Linked DNA regions of Homo sapiens: region 1 is linked to region 2. A link is an interaction called in ENCODE POLR2A ChIA-PET data of the cell type or tissue named here. Cell type or tissue: GM12878. All regions are shown on one strand. Each heading gives the region's core, and the rest is flanking DNA. Links, peaks and the distances in the headings are about the cores only. Region 1 overlaps RNF111 (ring finger protein 111). Region 2 overlaps SLTM (SAFB like transcription modulator).

Region 1 (8,342 bases), core at 227-8,226, 76 kb after region 2:
ATTTGTACATATTTTCTCAAAAATAAATGAAGTGAGCCGTTCACTTCAAGAAAAACAAATGACAGAATTTATTGCCAAAATAAAATTCAAACTTTCAAGCAAAAATTAGAATTGTGGAAAACGCCTATCAGTCACTGTAATTTTGGCAGTTTCTCAGGACTTTGCAATGAGATTGGTTGTGTTATTAACAAAATTTATTTTTTTACTGTTACATAATGAAATGTGTCATGTTTGAAAGAGGTGCGTAACTTGGTGAAACAATATTTTTCAGATGACCATGATGTTACAAAGTCATGTCTGGGTGAAAGATCTATGTAAAGTGCAGTATCGAGCAGTTGTTTTTTCACTGATAGTATGAGGTTTCATTGATATGGTTTCAAATTCCACATTGCAATTAAGTTCAAACTGCCTTTGTAAAGTTTTGGGGTAGTATCAAAGAGGAATAACACCCACACTTACCTGAAAAGGTTATTAAATATACTACTCCCTTTTTCAACTACATATTTGTGTGAAACTGGATTTTCTTATAATTTAACCAGAACAGCATATCATGATAAATGGAATACAGATGCAGATGTGACAATCCAGTTTTCTTCTGTTAAGCTAGTCATTAGAGAGATTTGCAAAAAATGTATAGCATTACCGCTCTTATTAAAGTTTTGAAAATATTTTAATAAAAGTTACTTATATTAGATATAATGGGTTTGCAGTGGGGTTTGTTTGTTTTTGAGACGGAGTCACACTGTCACCCAGGCTGGAGTGCAGTGGTGCAATCTCAGTTCACTGCAATCTCCGCCCCCCAGGTTCAAGCAATTCTGCTGCCTCAGCCTCCCGAGTAGCTGGGATTACAGGCATGCACCATCACACCCGGCTAATTTTTGTATTTTTAGTAGAGACAGGGTTTCACTATGTTTCCCAGGCTGGTCTCGAACTCCTGACCTCAGGTGATCCGCCCACCTCAGCCTCCTCAAGTGCTGGGATTACAGGTGTCAGCCACTGTGCCCGGCCTATTACTGCAGTTTTAAAATAATACATTTTAAAGCATTTATGAGTTTTACTTTCTAATAGGGTAAGGGTATTAGTTCGTTCTCACACTGCTATAAATAACTGAGACTGGGTAATTTATAAAGAAAAGGGGTTTAATTGGCTCAAGGTTCCATAGGTTTTATAGGAAGCGTGGCAGCATCTGCTTCTGGGGAGGCCTCTGAGCTTTTACTCATGGTAGAGGGCAAAGCAAGAGTAGGTGTCTTACATGGCAGGAGCAGGAGAGAAGGGGGAAGTGCCACACAATTTTAAAAAACCACATCTCATGAGAACTCCATAATGAGAACAGCACCAAAGGGATGGTGCTGAACCATTAGAAATTGCCCAGATAATCCAGTCACCTCCAGGCAGGCCCCACCTCCAACAATGGGAATTACACTTTGACCTGAGATTTGGTTGAGGACACAGATCCAGACCATATCAATAAGTATCAGTAGATATAACCCATATAATAAAAGCTTTTTCAGATCTTCCAGTGATTTTTTTTTTCCCTTTTTTTTTTTTTTTTTTGAGACAGGGTCTCTCTCTGTTACCCAGGCTAGAGTGCAGTGGTGAGATCTTAGTTCACTACATTCTCTGCCTCCTGGGCTCAGGCAGTCCTCCCACTTCAGCCTCCCAAGTAGCTGGGACTACAGGCATGTACCACCACACTTGGCTCATTTTTCTATTTTTAGTAGAGACGGGTTTCACCATGTTGTCCAGGCTGATCTCAAACTGCTAGGCACCCGGCCCATTTTTAAGATTATGAAGGACCTCAGGACCGGGCCTGGTGGCTCACATCTGTAATTGCAGCACTTTGGGAGGCCGAGGCAGGCGGATCACCTGAGGTCAGGAATTTGAGACCAGCCTGGCCAACTTGGGGAAACCCTGTCTCTACGAAAAATACAAAACAGCCAGGTATGGTGGCGGGCGCCTATAATCCTAGCTATTCGGGAGGCTGAGGCACGAGAATTGCTTGAACTGGGAGGCAGATGTTTCAGTGAGCCAAGATGGCACCACTCCGCTCCATCCTGGGTGACAGAGCTGAACTCCGTCTCAAAAAAAAAAAAAAAAGATAACTGCTGCTGCAGAGAATTAACCAATTTTTGATGGTAGATGAGCCCACTATTCTCCTTTCATCCCATCTTTCAGTTATGTCAGAATTTTTGATTATTTTAAAGAACAATTCAGCAAATGCCTATTGAATGCCAAATATGTGTTCTAAGCTTTTGGGCACATAGTAGTGATCAAAACGAAATCTGCTCTGGTGGGGAAACAAAGTTGTAGATGGTCATTGTGGAAATAAGTGAGCTGGAAAAGGAAGATAGAGGGTGGGGTTAACTTTTTATTTTTTTGCCTTTCCACAAAAATTTTAATGTTGGTATTAACTACTAATGTGAGGTGGTCAGGGAAGGTATCATGGATAAGGAAACATTTGAACACAGATGTAAAGGAAGTGAATGAGTGAGCCTCGTGGTTATCTGGGGGAAGAGCATTCAAGGCAGCGTGACTAGCCATAGCATGGTTGACCTGCTTGAGAAATAGCCTAGAAACTACTGGGGCTTTAGTGGAGTAGGTGAGGAGGAGAATGGTGGTCTCTGAGAACAGAGGTATGAAGGGTTCATGTTCTTCAGTTATATGAAATATTTACATTGCCTTTGATAACTTCTTAGCCATTTTTTACCTCTCTTCTCTTTTCTGGATTTCCTGTCAATCAGGTAACAGGATTCTATTGCCATCTCTACTTTGCCTGCTATTAGTTCCTATTTTTGTTGTTGATTAAAAAAAAATTCTTTTTACTATCAGTTTAGTGGGGATTGGAGGGAGATTTGAAATAAAGGTCTTGTATAACTTACCATGTTTTTAAAAAATGTGAACTTTTGCTTTTGATAATCATGACAGTTTTACCAGGAAAAAGTTATATTAGTGACATGGAAATGGGCTCTCCACATTTGGCGAATAGGTTCACTTTAGGAAGACTAAGTCTATTTTGACAGCTAGGTTCTTTAATAGAAAATACTTAATACTTTTATTAAGTGAAGAAAATCATGTGATATAAGATTTGTTACAGAACACCTACAAAACATACATTATCATGGGATTTTATTTTATTTTTTATGAAATCATGTTTAAAGAACTAAGTACAGTAGTCCTCCCTTATCCATGAGGGATACAGTCCAAGACCCCCAGTAGATGCTTAACAGCCACAACATGCATACCTATTATAAAGTTTAATTTATACATTGGGCAGAGTAAGACATTAATAGCAATAACTAATAAAAAAATTTATAACTATATTTAATAAAAATTGTGTGAATGTCATCTCTCAAAATATTGTACTCACCTTTCTTGTGATGACGGAAAATGATGATAAAATGGCGAAATGAGGTTAATGACATGGGCACTGTGTAGGCATTCATAAGCGGTTAAAGCTTGTGAGCTGTTTATTTCTAGAGTTTTTTCTTTAATATTTTTGGACCATGGTTGACCATAGGTAACTGAAACCGTAGACAGTAAATTGTGGTTAAGGGGAGACTACTGTATAGTGTTGGTTAAAACTCACCATTCTATTTTCTTGACTATCTTCCCGCCATTTCTCTGATGTATCCTTATCCTTATTCTCCACTTGAAATTTTACTTTTAAAGATCAACTCTTAAACTTCTTTCAGGTTTTTCCTTTAGAATTAATAGCTGTCCCTTCCGTTTTCCCATGGTATTTGGTACTTTGTTATTTGTAGCAGTTACCATGCTTTATTAGAACATTCTTATGTGAGGGACAAGTTCCTGAAAATCTGCATGGTAAATACGGGAAGTACGGTTGAGTAACATATGTAATAATCTTATGTAAAAGTAGTCATGGGAACTGAAGTTCTGAGTGAAAGCCCTCATAACTGTGCATTTAATTAAAAAAAAAAAAAGAGAGAGAGTGACCAAACTCAACAACTTAGATAGTCATTTAGATCCAGGCTTTGCTATCAGGTCTTAGGCAAGTCACTTCTGTAATCTTCAGTTCCCTATAGTTCTTAGTAAAGATAAAATGAAATAAAAATGTGGCACACAGTTCCCTACAGGCTCTACCTGATCTGGCCCTGACTACTTCTGATGTCATTGTGTGCCATTTCCCTTTCCTTCCACTTCCCTTCTTTTAGTTCTTTGCACCTGTTAGGCATATTCCTGTCACATAGTCTTTCCTATTTTTTCTCTCCCAGGAATACTCTTCCTCTAGAATTGTGTGGCTTGACTGACTAGTGGCTAGTTTCTTGTCATGATTCATGTCTTTAGCTTCTTAGAGAGGATCCTGTTGATGGTCAACCTTTACATTTGTTTTGTTTTCTTTCTTCCTTTTTTGTGATAAGATCTCATTATGTTGCCAGCGCGGGATTGCAGTTGGCTATTCACAGGTGCTATTAAAGCTTACTGCAGCCTTGAACTCCTGGCCTCAAGTGATCCTACTGCCTGTTTAATTTTCTTTTTTCTTTTTTCGAGACAAGGTCTCACTCAGTTTCGCAGGCTGGAGTGCAGTGGCTCAATGTCAGCTCACTGCAACCTCTGCCTCCTGGGCTCAAGCGATCCTCCCACCTCAGCCTCCTGAGTAGCTGGGACAGGCATGTACCACCACACCCAGCTAAGTTTTTGTAGAGACATGCTTTTGCCCTGTGGCCCAGGCTGGTCTGGAACTCCTGAGCTCAAGCCATCTGCCCACCTTGACCTCCCAAAGTTATGGGATTACAGGTGTGAGCCGCCACACCCGGCCTTTTTCTTTTTTGAGACAGAGTCTGGCTCTGTTGCTCAGACTGGAGTGCAGTGGCATGATCCCTGCTTACTGCAACCTCCACCTCCTAGGCTCAAACCATCCTCCCACCTCAGCCTCTCCAGTAGCTGGGACTACAGGTGCGTGCTACCACACCCAGCTAATTTTTTTAAAATTTTTTGTAGAGACAGGGTTTTGCCGTGTTGCCCAGGCTGGTCTTGAACTCCTGAGCTCAAGCGATCTGCCTGCCTCAGCCTCCCAAACTGCTGGAATTACAGGTGTGAGCCACTGCACGTGGCGTATTTTCTTAATAGCACGTGTTTCGCTCTAAAATTATCTTGGTTTTTTGGTCTCATTTGCATGTAATTTCCATGAGAGCAAAGACTTTCTATGTCCTGTTCGTGGCTGATGCCAGTGCCTAAAACAAGTGCCTAGCTCATTATAGGCTTTCAATAAATATTTATTGAATGAGAACCATAAATGAATAAGTGATAGCTAATGTATTGTCAGTGATACTGTATCTTCTAAAATATTAATAAGCTACTGTAAAATTAATTTCTCTTTCCTGATTGACTTTTCTTGGTTTTGTTCTCATTCCAGATGCTTGGGATGGAAGAAGTTTGAGTGACCTATCCTGTGTTTATCCTCCTTGCCGTAGCTGAGTTGATCTTTTTGAAACCCTCTTCCCAGACTCTTGGATTTATTTATTTTATTCCAGTGTGAATGCATGTTTTTTCCCTCATAGATGGCAGTTCTGGATTAGCAGTTTTAAGGTCTCAACTTTGTTTTTAGTTATCTTCCTTTAACAAGCTTCAATTTAAAATACTCCTTCTTTTCTCTCCCAATTATCTTTACTGATCCTTAGTTGTCTCTTTTTATTATCTCCAACAGAAGGAACTTGCTGTTTAGGTTTACTGAAACTAAAATTCTGAAGATTGCAAAAAAGTATATAGGTAAATGTGTGTAGATGAGACTTAACGTGTACAAGAATTCACATTAGGATTAAGGTTACTATTTTTATCTAGAATATGAAATTTGTTAGGAAAGGGTAGCACCTTACTATCTTTTTATCACCTTGATCAGTGACGTACAGTAAAAATTCAAACCATAAAAGGTTTGTTAAATAAAGTAGCTGACATCAGTATGCAGGATAATGAATTCTTGGTTTCCCCAAACCAGTATTCTAGAGTTGTTTAATATCTTGGTGTTTTTTGTTTCTTGTAACAAGAATTTTCACTTCACTGTCTGAATATACTGATCCAAGGAAAGCAAAAATGGCATTTAGTCAAAGATAACCTTGGAAATCCCTAAAGTTGCCCAAATATACATTATAAATATGCAGTCTCTGGAAGTCTAGCACTTCCCGTTTTCCCTCCACTATTGGAATAAATCATGTTTTCATTGTTAAATATCAGAGAAAGAGTAGGTTTGTGTATATGGCCTATAATATGGGAAAAATAAATGGCTCTAAATATTAGAATCTGACAGCATAGTAAGATGCTCACATTCTGAGAGACACTTGGGAAGTGAGACCCAGTGGAGAGCAGCAAAATTTAATCTCCTATTTTGTGTTGATTCTAGGCATATAATCAGTGAGCAGAAGGGCAAGCATAATCTCCTACATGGTTTAAATTATTTTTTTCTTGTCAAGTTCACTTTATGGGCTTGATGTCTATCTAGAGGTGTTCTCCCAAATTCCAACTTTCAGTATGCCTATACTGTCAGCCATTAAAGTGTCAGTAAGTCTTCCTGGTTTTCCTCTTACAACTCAAGTTCTCTTTCTTTAGTACATACTGTTTGTTTATTTGTCGAGACAGTCTCACCTATGTTGCCTAGGCTGATCTCAAACTCCTGGGCACAAGCAGTCCTCCCTGCATGAAGTGCTGGGATTACAGGCACGAGCCACTGCACCCAGCCTCTAGAACATAGGCTTTCATTACTATTCTCCAGATTACATATTTTGACTGACCTAAATCATATATGTAGAGTAAAAACAAATTTTATCTAAATAAACTTATTGGACTTCATTCAAAGAGAAATTGTTTCCTTGGGCAGTTTTGCTCCCAACATTAGATCCCGCATTCTCAGGACAGCTGTCATCTTTTTAATTTAGTTTTCTGATTTTATTTTTATTTATTTTGTTACTCCAACCTTTGCTTTGGCCTTTAACAACTCAGTGTTTTGGTCTAATCTTCAAGAGGAATTTGAGGTTCACTTGAATAAGTTAGACTAGTTTGAGGTGGGTGTAGCTAGAGGATTGAAGTCGTACCAAAAAAAAAATGTATGTATATGTATATGTGGTGATCGTGGGTAGGGGGAAGAATTCAGAGGGAAGAAGCTTGTGGACGTCTTTGCCTGGACGATTTCTAAAAACTAGCTGACTCGTCATCTTTAAAACAACAACAATAAAAGCTATCATATGCATATGTTACTTTGTTTAATATTTACAACAACCCTTTGTGGTAAATATTTTCATTTTTCAGATGAGGAAATTCAGGCACAGAATGATTAATAATTTGCTAATGAGTCACAGCAGTGATGGGGATGTGGAGATTTAAATCAATGCATTTTGAGTTGCCTGAGCAAAGAATTCCAAAATTTAGGAAGTCACTATTTCTGTATTTCCTTCTAAGGAAAACCATCTAAAGTATATTTTTATCTCCAGTAGGCGTGGTCATTGTCAAGAGAAGGAAAGGTTGGTGATTTTATTAGGGTGATGGGATTGGGACTTAATTTCTCTTTGCTTTTTCTGTGTATTCCAGATTTTATATAGTGAACTTATTTTAAAAACCAACCAAGTTGATGTTTGATGTATAATTTATATACAATATGAGGCACACGTTTTATGTATAGTTGGATGAATTTTGGCAAATGTGTCTGTCCATGCAGTTAGCACCCCAATCAGGACATAAAACATTCCATCACTCTAGAAAGTTCCTTTGTGCTCTTTTGCCATCAGCCACCCACATCTCCTGCCTCAGGCAACTACTCATCTGATTTTTGACATCATAGATGAGTTTTCTTTGTTTTAGAATTTCATGTAAGTAGTAGTATTATTACTCTTGTGTTTGATACTCTGCTCATCAAATGTTTTCCCTTTAGCATTTTATTATGCAAAATTGCAAACAGAAAAGATGAAAGAATTGTACAGTGAACGCCCATCTCCCTGCCACCTAGATTCTATGATTAACAATTTGCTATTTTTTTGCTTTACATTTCTAGCCATCTATTTGTTCCTCCAACCGTCCATCAACCAAACCTGTTGCTTTTTATGCATTTTAAAGTTACAAAAATAAAAAAAATAAAGTTACAGACGCCAGTGCATTTTACCCGTAAAAAACTACAGTTTCATGTCACTAACTAGAGTCAAATATTTGTTTACAGTTATTTATTTTTTTTCTTTGAGATGGAGTCTTGCTCTGTCGCCCAGGCTGGAGTGCAATGGCATGATCTTGGCTCACTGCAACCTCCGCCTCCCGGGTTCAAGCAGTTCTCTGCCTCAGCCCCCCGAGTAGCTGGGATTGCAGGCGCCCGCTACCACGCCCAGCTAATTTTTTTGTATTTTTAG
Region 2 (8,342 bases), core at 102-8,101:
CAGCCTCCCAAAGTGCTGGGATTACAGAGGTGAGCCACTGCACCTAGCCGCATTATATATTTTCTGACTGATAATGGAGTAAGTCCTATGCTGGACACATGGAAAACAGGTCGGGCATGGTAGCTTGAACCTGTAATCTCAAACCCTTTGGGAGGCCAAGGCAGGAGGATTAACTGAGGTCAGAAGTTCAAGACTAGTATGGACAACATGGTGGAGCCCCGTATCTACAAAAAAACACACAAATTGGCCAGGCGTGGTGGTGTGCACCTGCCATCCAGCTACTAGGGGGGCCGATGTGGGAGGATACCATAAGCCCAGGAGGTCAAGAATGCAGTGAGCCAAGATTGTGCCACTCAATTTCAATCTGGGTGACAGAGTGAGACTCCTCAAAAACAAACAAATAAATAAAATAATCTCTAAAAGTTAAAAACAAGAAAACAAGGTCTGGATTTCTATTTGGCCCAACTGGGAGAAAGGGGTGACATGGCAGTTCAACTAACTTTGTGTGTAACCCCATCCTGTCAATACATCCTGTCACTACCTCTGCAGGTCCCTAACTTTTGTAATATCACACACGAGAAAGAATTTTAAAGACCAAATCACCCTTAAATTCCGACAAGCGGCACTATCTTCAGCACATTTTTGTAGAGTCAAGTAACCATTTATGTCTACCCGATTTAAACCTTTGCTATTAAAGCTCCTACAGCAAATCAACTAAATAGTTTCACCTCTTTTGTCCTACAGGGAATCTAGCAACTGCCGCAAAACTGTGAAAGTGGCATGACCAGGATAAAGGAACTAACTGAAAGTGTAAGGCAGATTGAAGCCAAACCTTTTTTTTTTTTTTTTTTTTTTTTTTGGAGACACTGTCTCGCTCTTCTTGCCCAGGCTGGAGTGCAGTGCAGAGGCGCTATCTTGGCTCACTGCAACCTCTGCCTTCCGAGTTCAAGCAATTCTCCTGACTCAGCCTCCTGAGTAGCTGGGATTATAGCCTCATGCCACCACACCCAGCTAATTTTTGTATTTTTAATAGAGACAGGGTTTCATCATGTTGGCCAGGCTGGTCTCGAACTCCTGGCCTCAAGTGATCCACCGGCCTCGGCCTCCCAAGGTGCTGGGATTAGAGGCGTGAGCCACCACGCCTGGCCTGAAGCCAAACTTTTACGCTTTGAGGAAAAAACTACAAAATAAATTGGGCAGTAAACATAATCTGAATAACAAAATAAAAAATGAAAGCAAGATTAACCTATCACATCCTAAACTATCATAGTAGTAACATAGCTATTTTGAAATGACAAAAACAAAATCTAAAATATAACTTGCATGATTTGAGGGCCTAAAGTAAAATGGCAAAGTAAAAACGTATATACCAGAGAAAGACAAGACTATAAACATTTATGTAGCATAAATTTGTATAAGCCCAAAAATTCTTAATGAAACCCTCTGAGATATGTTTCAGAATTCACAATTTTCAGATTTTAGAAGAGTAAAACGTTGCATATACTATTTATTAAGTTAAACCTCCCAGTGGCTTCTGGAACAGTATTTCACAATCACAGAAACATTTTGTGCAATGAAATGTAAGCAGATTCACATCAAATGGGATAAGTCAAGACTATAAATAACTTTTGCCACCAAACTTAAGAAGAAACTTTCAGTTTTCAGAACTTTTTGTATTTGAGAATTCTGAGGATTTTGGATGATAAATTGGCTTTCTCCTCCAAAGGCAAATTGGTCTTTATAAGGGTTTGCAATTTTCCTTTTCCTCCAAAGGCAAACTAGTCCCTATAATGGTTTGCAATTTTCCTTTTTAAGTTCAGAAATACCTCCCAAACAAAAACAAATCCCACTTAATAATTAGTTTCTTTTCTTTGAGACAAGGTCTTGCTCTATCGCCCAGGGTGGAGTGCAGGGGCAGTCATGGTTCACTGCAGCCTCAACCACCTGGGTCCAAGCAATCTTCCTGCCTTGGCCTCCCAAAGTGCTGGGATTACAGGCGTGAGCCACTGCTCCCAGCCTAAGGAAATTTTAAAATCATTTTGCCAAAATACTTTATGGCTGAGTAACTTTTCCCCTTAAACATTCACAAGAGCTACGATAAAATGTTAAAAAAAAAAAAAAAAAAAGCTTAGTTATAAAATTTCTGTTGCAAGGGAGGGGAAGATTAAGAAGATATGCCAAACTGAAATGTTTCCAGCAACAACCTCTTCCCAATTGCATGGAGTATCTTAATCACAGGCCATGCCTTGTATTGTTTGCAAGTGTTTTAGCTTCTCTTCTATTAAACTGACATTTTACTAACAAAATCATTTTTCTGAAAGGCCTTGCACATTGTCTTAAACACAACAGTCATACAATAGGTCACTCTGAGTTTTTTGTTTCTGTTTTTGTGGCAGGGTCTTACTCTATTGCCCAGGCTGGAGTGCAGTGGCACAATCTCAGCTCAGTGCAACCTCTGCATCCTGGGTTCAAGTGACTCTCCTGCCTCAGCCTCCTGAGTAGCTAAGGTTACACGTGCCCAACACCATGCCCAGCTAGTTTTTGTATTTTTAGTAGAGATGGGGTTTCACCATGTTGGCCATGCTGGTCTCGAACTCCTGACCTCAAGTGATCCACCCGCCTCCACCTCCCAAAGTGCTGGGTTTACAAGAGTGAGCCATCCCACCTGGCCCAATAGGTCACTTTGAAAAATTACTACAAAGATAATTCACATTCATTATAATAAACCTAGAATATGCCAAAGGTATATTTTTCAAATATCTTACATTAATTATCTAAAGATGAACAGAATAAACAATTCCGGCACACTCCTTCAGGCAGGTGTGCCTACAAACACAAGACTGTCAAAGGTAATTTAACTGGGTTCTTAATGAATTACCTTTCTATTCTACCAGTAAAAAGAAAATAGTCCTGCTTAACTCTCAGCACCGTTGTGAGAATCAAATAAAGCAATGTAGAAGTTTTCCGAAAACTGAAAAGTATATAAAATAATCTAGAAACTGACCAGCAGAGAGATGAATAAAAATGATGCTAAATTTCAAGCTTTAGTTTAGATTAGTTAGTTCTTAACTTCAGGTGTATGTAAGAATCACCTGGGGAGCTTTTAGAAAATACATACTGATGCCTGGGCCCCCAACATAACAACCCAAACCAACTCTATGGGGAGTGAAAGCCTGCTATCTGTATTTTTTAAAATTCAAATGACTAACGCAGAGTGCAGATCATGAGCCACTAAGACAAGTGAATCTATTTACAGAAGCTGTTGAGAAGAATATAGACGGAAGGTTATTGTTTTTTGATTCTCCAGACTACAGAAATATTTAAGTTCTATCTACCTTCAACAAAACACCATGTATGGTGTGAATCTATTTTAGTTGTTGAAAAGGGGGGAAAAAACCTTTAAACATAAACCTCCTGTAAGTACTTGCACATACACCTACACAACTTAGATCAACATGTGTTGTAATATGAAATGTGCTTTATGTGGTTGATTACTATATTAGATTAACTTTTAGAAAGCTTTACAGAGTAAACATGTACTTAATTATAAACATGTATATATATCATATGTAAAATGCTACATATGATAAATTCAGGGTGGTGGGATTACGGGTAATCTTCACTTTTTTGTACTTTTCTGGATTACCTTTTTTTTTTTTTTTCTTTGAGTCAGGGTCTTGTTCTGTCACCCAGGCTGGAGTGCAGCAGCACCATTTCGGCTCACTGCAACCTCCTCCTCCCAAGTTCAAGTGATTCTCCTGCCTGAGCCTCCAGAGTAGCTGGGATTACAGAACATGCTACCACACCTGGCTAATTTTTGTATTTTTAGTAGAGAGGGGGTTTCACCATGTTGGCCAGGCTAGTCTCGAACTCCTGACCTTGTGATCCACCCACCTCGGCCTCCCAAAGTGCTGAGATTATAGGTGTGAGCCACCGCGCCTGGCCAAATGTATGTTTTAATGGCTGCGATAAAAGGGCTAATTTTGTGAAATGAAAATGACATATACAACCTCTGAGGTTGGACAGTATTCCAGCAAGGTTCAGAGGCTTTTCAACACAGCATCAATGTGGTAAAGAATAAAAGGATGATGCAATGATTCATGTGTTCTAAAAGTAAGTATATTTTACATATCAATGTGTAAGGAGAAGCCATTATGCTCTTGAGAGAGGCACCTTTAAAAAAAAGATAAAAACTATTAATCCCTGATATACCTGCTTCTTACAAAGAAATATGCAATTAAAATAGGCACCAAAAGAGATATTTCTTTTTTTTGTTTGTTTTCTGTTTTTTGAGACCAAGTTTCTAAAGATGAACAGATTATCTAAAGATGATGATCTTGTTGCCCAAGCTGGAGTGCAATGGCGCAATCTCAGCTCACTGCAACCTCTGCCTCCCAGGTTCAAGAGATTCTCCTGCCTCGGCCTCCCAAGTAGCGAGGATTACAGATGCGAAACACCATGCCCAGCTAATTTTTTGTATTTTTAGTAAAAACGGGGTTTCACCATGTTAGCCAGTCTGGTCTCAAACTCCTGACATCAGGTGATCCGCCCACCTCAGCTTCCCAAAGTACTGGGATTACAGGCGTGAGCCATGCGCCTGGCCCAAAAGAGGTATTTCTAAAAGCAGTTAAGAAAGCCCCAAAAAGGCCCTCAGTATTCATTCAACAAATATTTTTTGAGCACTTATTACGTGCCATGCTCTACACCAGGCATTACAGAGACAGAGGTAAATGAAAAACTATGTCCTGGCCTTCAGAGCTTTCAGCCTTTCAGGTACCTAAGAAATATCTATAACAATTATACGCCCAAAGTCCTCCTCAATGCCACAGTTCTGATTAAAGTGTTACTTAACATCTGAACATACTACAGCTGGAGGAAAAAAGCTAATTACAGTACACTATGATACTGTGTTATATGAAATGTGCTTTATATGGCTGATTACTACATTTAATTGATACCAGTTTTAGAAAGCTTTACAGAGTAAACATGTACTTAATTATAAATATGTAGTCTGTGGTATTTTCCACAAAAAATTATACATTAGATGTTTGGCCAAACCTATAACCTCAAAATATATTTGTTTCTATAGAAGAAAAATCAGATTGTACACATCATTTTTAGTCTTTTTAAAGCTGCCAGGTATTGCAAATTAGTTTTAATGTCGGTAAGTATTGCATTACATATAGTTCTAAATACTGTACTGATTAACCACATCACTTTTGCTGAAGTTAATTGGTGACTTTAAAGGTTGAAATTTTAAAAGAAAAGGATATGCCAGCATCAGGTAAACCAAAAGTCTTTAAATCTATAATCTCTAAAACAACCTAATGAGAAGTTAGCTCTACCTGTTTAACTACTTTTTAAACACACACCCAATTAATATAACCGTAAACTTCAATGGGTGAAGCTTTCTCCTAAGTTACTTATTTAAAAGTTCATAACAAAGAGAGTGTGAAGACTCAGGAAAGCCATTCTAAGATACAAACATCTACTCTATTAACTACATGTAAAGGAATTTTATAAATATGTTGATATAAATGTCAGAGCCCACTATAACATTATCAACATTGTTTGTGCTTGTAATAGCTGCATTTAAAAAATATTCTAGGAGAAACTTAAAAATGTAGGTTCCTTTCCCTCTAACCTCTCTAAATAGAATCATTTTAACATACATTTTTAAAAGAAAGTTACCCTATAGTTATTTTATAAAAGAATAAGCTCAATGTTTCACCAAAGTATTTTTTCCATACCTATGAAGCTTCTCGTCATTTAACTTTTATTCACTACCTTAATATTGTCATAAGAATCATTTCTTTTCCTGACCAGCTATTATATATTATGTCTCGCTGATGTCTACATAATTACCTCTACGTAATCCCCTTCTTGGCACTTTTCGTTTTCTAATAATTTGTGCTGAAGAAAAACGATACTGATTTCCTATGAGCTTACCTGTTGCTTCCTTAAACATCATTTTAGTTAAACAGAAAGCATTTTCTTCTCATTTTTGTCTATATAATTATTAAATTTCAGAACTAAAAGAGCCTTACAGGGGACCTAGTAAAATTTCCAGTTTTACAAAAGAGAAAACAGGCGCACTGAAGGAAAAGTGGCATAACCAAGATGAAATTATTTTCAATGTAGATACCAGTAAGTAAAACAAGATCTGGCAAAAAGAATTGAATGTAGTAATTCAGCAACTTGATTGAAAAACTGATTATCAGCCAGGTGCGGTGGCTCACTTTGGGAGGCCGAGGCGGGAGGATTACCTGAGGTTGGGAGTTCAAGACAAGCCTGACCAACTGGAGAAACCCGTCTCTACTAAAAATACAAAATTAGTTTGGAGTGGTGGCGCATGCCTGTAATCTCAGCTACTCGGGAGGCTGAGGCAGGAGAATCGCTTGAAACCGGGAGGCGGAGGTTGCAGTGAGCCGAGATCACACCATTGCACTCTAGCCTGGGTGACAAGAGCGAAACTCCATCTCAAAAAAAAGAAAAGAAAAGAAAAACGGACATCACATTAAAACAATATTTAATATATCCTTGGTTTTCAAATCTGTTCATTATTGATATTTTAATAAGTTTCCCTATACAAATTTGGTTTCTAAAAGTTATTATTTAAACATCTTAATTCTTTTTTAAAATAGAGATAGGGTCTCACTATGTTGCTCAGGCTGGTCTTGAACTACTGGACTCAAGCGATCCTCCCACCTTGGCCTTTTGGGATTATAGGCATGAGCCACTGCACCCGGCCTAAAATAATCTTATCACTTTGTAAAATGGCAGAGAAAACATCTCTGCCATTTTAGAACTCTGCCATTTTAGAAGGCTAGAACTGAGTTGGTATGACGCATTTAAGCAAAACTGGCTCTAAAGATGATCAGTAGCGCTTGGAATTTGAGACAAGAGCATTCTTTAATAAGTAAACTGGGTTCAAAATCTCTCATATTAAAAATAATAAAAATAAAATAATTGAATCAATAAGCATCTTTATTGTAAATTAATTCAAACTGTTTGGAGTTGGAGATTTACATTATATTCTTTGTAATTCACAAGATTTTCATAACAATGATAGCCGGATTTCAAGAAGACTAGAGCTTTTTGTCATGCATCTCTTAGAATGAGGCCTGCTACAAACAAATGATTGAATGTTACAACTTCTTTTTTTTTTGAGATGGGGTCTCATGCTGGACTGCAGTGGAGTGACCTTAGCTCACTGCAACCTCCACCTCCTGGGTTCAAGCGATTCTCCTGTCTCAGCCTCCCCAGCCTCCCGAGTAGCTGGGACTACAGGCACGCGCGCCACCATGCCCAGCTATTTTTTTTTTTTTTTTTTTTGTATTTTTAGTAGAGATGGGGTTTGGCCATGTTGGCCAGGCTGCTCTCGAATTCCCGACCGCAGGTGATCCACCCGCCTCAGCCTCTCAAACTGCTGGGATTACAGGCGTGAGCCACTGCACCCGGCCCCCAAATGTTACAACTTCTAACTGAATACCTTAAGACCTCTTAACATCAGAGTTATGGAATAAAGTTCAAGTATAACCCATACAAAGAAAAAAATTAGCAAACATACTGATAAAAATAAATAATGTTTACTTATTTAAAATGTTGTGGTGGCACATGCCTGTAGTCCCAGCTACCAGGGAGGCTAAGGTGGGAGGGATCACTTAAGCCCAGGAGTTTGAGGCTGCAAAGAGCTAGGCACCACTGCACTCTAGCCTGGGCAACAGAGCAATACCCTATTAAAAAATATATATATATATCATATATGATATATATACACCTATATATAATCTATATATCATATATATAGATATATATACCTGTCATAAAATGTATTGAAAAAACCCTTAAAATTTTATATTGCTGAAATTATTTCTAATAATAAGAGATAAATGATGTTCCTAGTCAAAACTGAAAAAGGGATATACAGAGAAATTAAAAGTAGGTGAGAAAGGAATAAATCATGTTTATTTTCAATGCTAAAATAATAGTCAACTCAAACAACCTGGGACTATGATTAATACACAGTACCTGTCAAACTAGCACAGCATGCTAGGTAAAAGATATGAATCAAAACTACTGCAAGACACATGGTTAATTCCTGATATACTTATTTCTGAATTTCTATCGTTTTCCATTTTGAAATAGCCTCTGGTTTGTTGGCAGTCTTCTCATGACAAGCTTCTTTAAATACAGAAAATGTATCTCTCAAAGTGATACACTGAGTCAGAGTTATCTTAAAAGCTACCTTTAAGATAACTTTTTTACTTCTCTAAACTACATCCCCACCTCTCCCAGGGAATGCTTATTAGCCCTTTTCAATTTCCTTTGGCACAAACAGG

Evidence for each region. Peaks named below come from ENCODE experiments on the same cell type or tissue, not always from the same donor. Only the 100,000 strongest peaks of a DNase experiment are listed, where the experiment ranks them.
Region 1: POLR2A ChIA-PET joins it to region 2 with 7 read pairs; 5 of 35 experiments call an interaction of 5 or more read pairs at or near these places.

The regions. Positions count from the first base shown.
Region 1 is chr15:58,998,628-59,006,969 of GRCh38, forward strand. All of the region lies in intron 1 of RNF111 (ring finger protein 111), which reads left to right. Among named protein-coding and RNA genes, the nearest start is that of RNF111, 15 kb to the left of the region's middle. In GM12878, for the core only: no CTCF peak of the experiment used is centred there; no DNase peak of the experiment used is centred there; H3K27ac peaks cover 1,037 bases.
Region 2 is chr15:58,922,967-58,931,308 of GRCh38, forward strand. The region is part of intron 2 of SLTM (SAFB like transcription modulator); the gene reads right to left. Among named protein-coding and RNA genes, the nearest start is that of SLTM, 6.5 kb to the right of the region's middle. RefSeq lists an enhancer at 4,416-4,915. In GM12878, for the core only: no CTCF peak of the experiment used is centred there; no DNase peak of the experiment used is centred there; H3K4me3 peaks cover 704 bases; H3K27ac peaks cover 692 bases.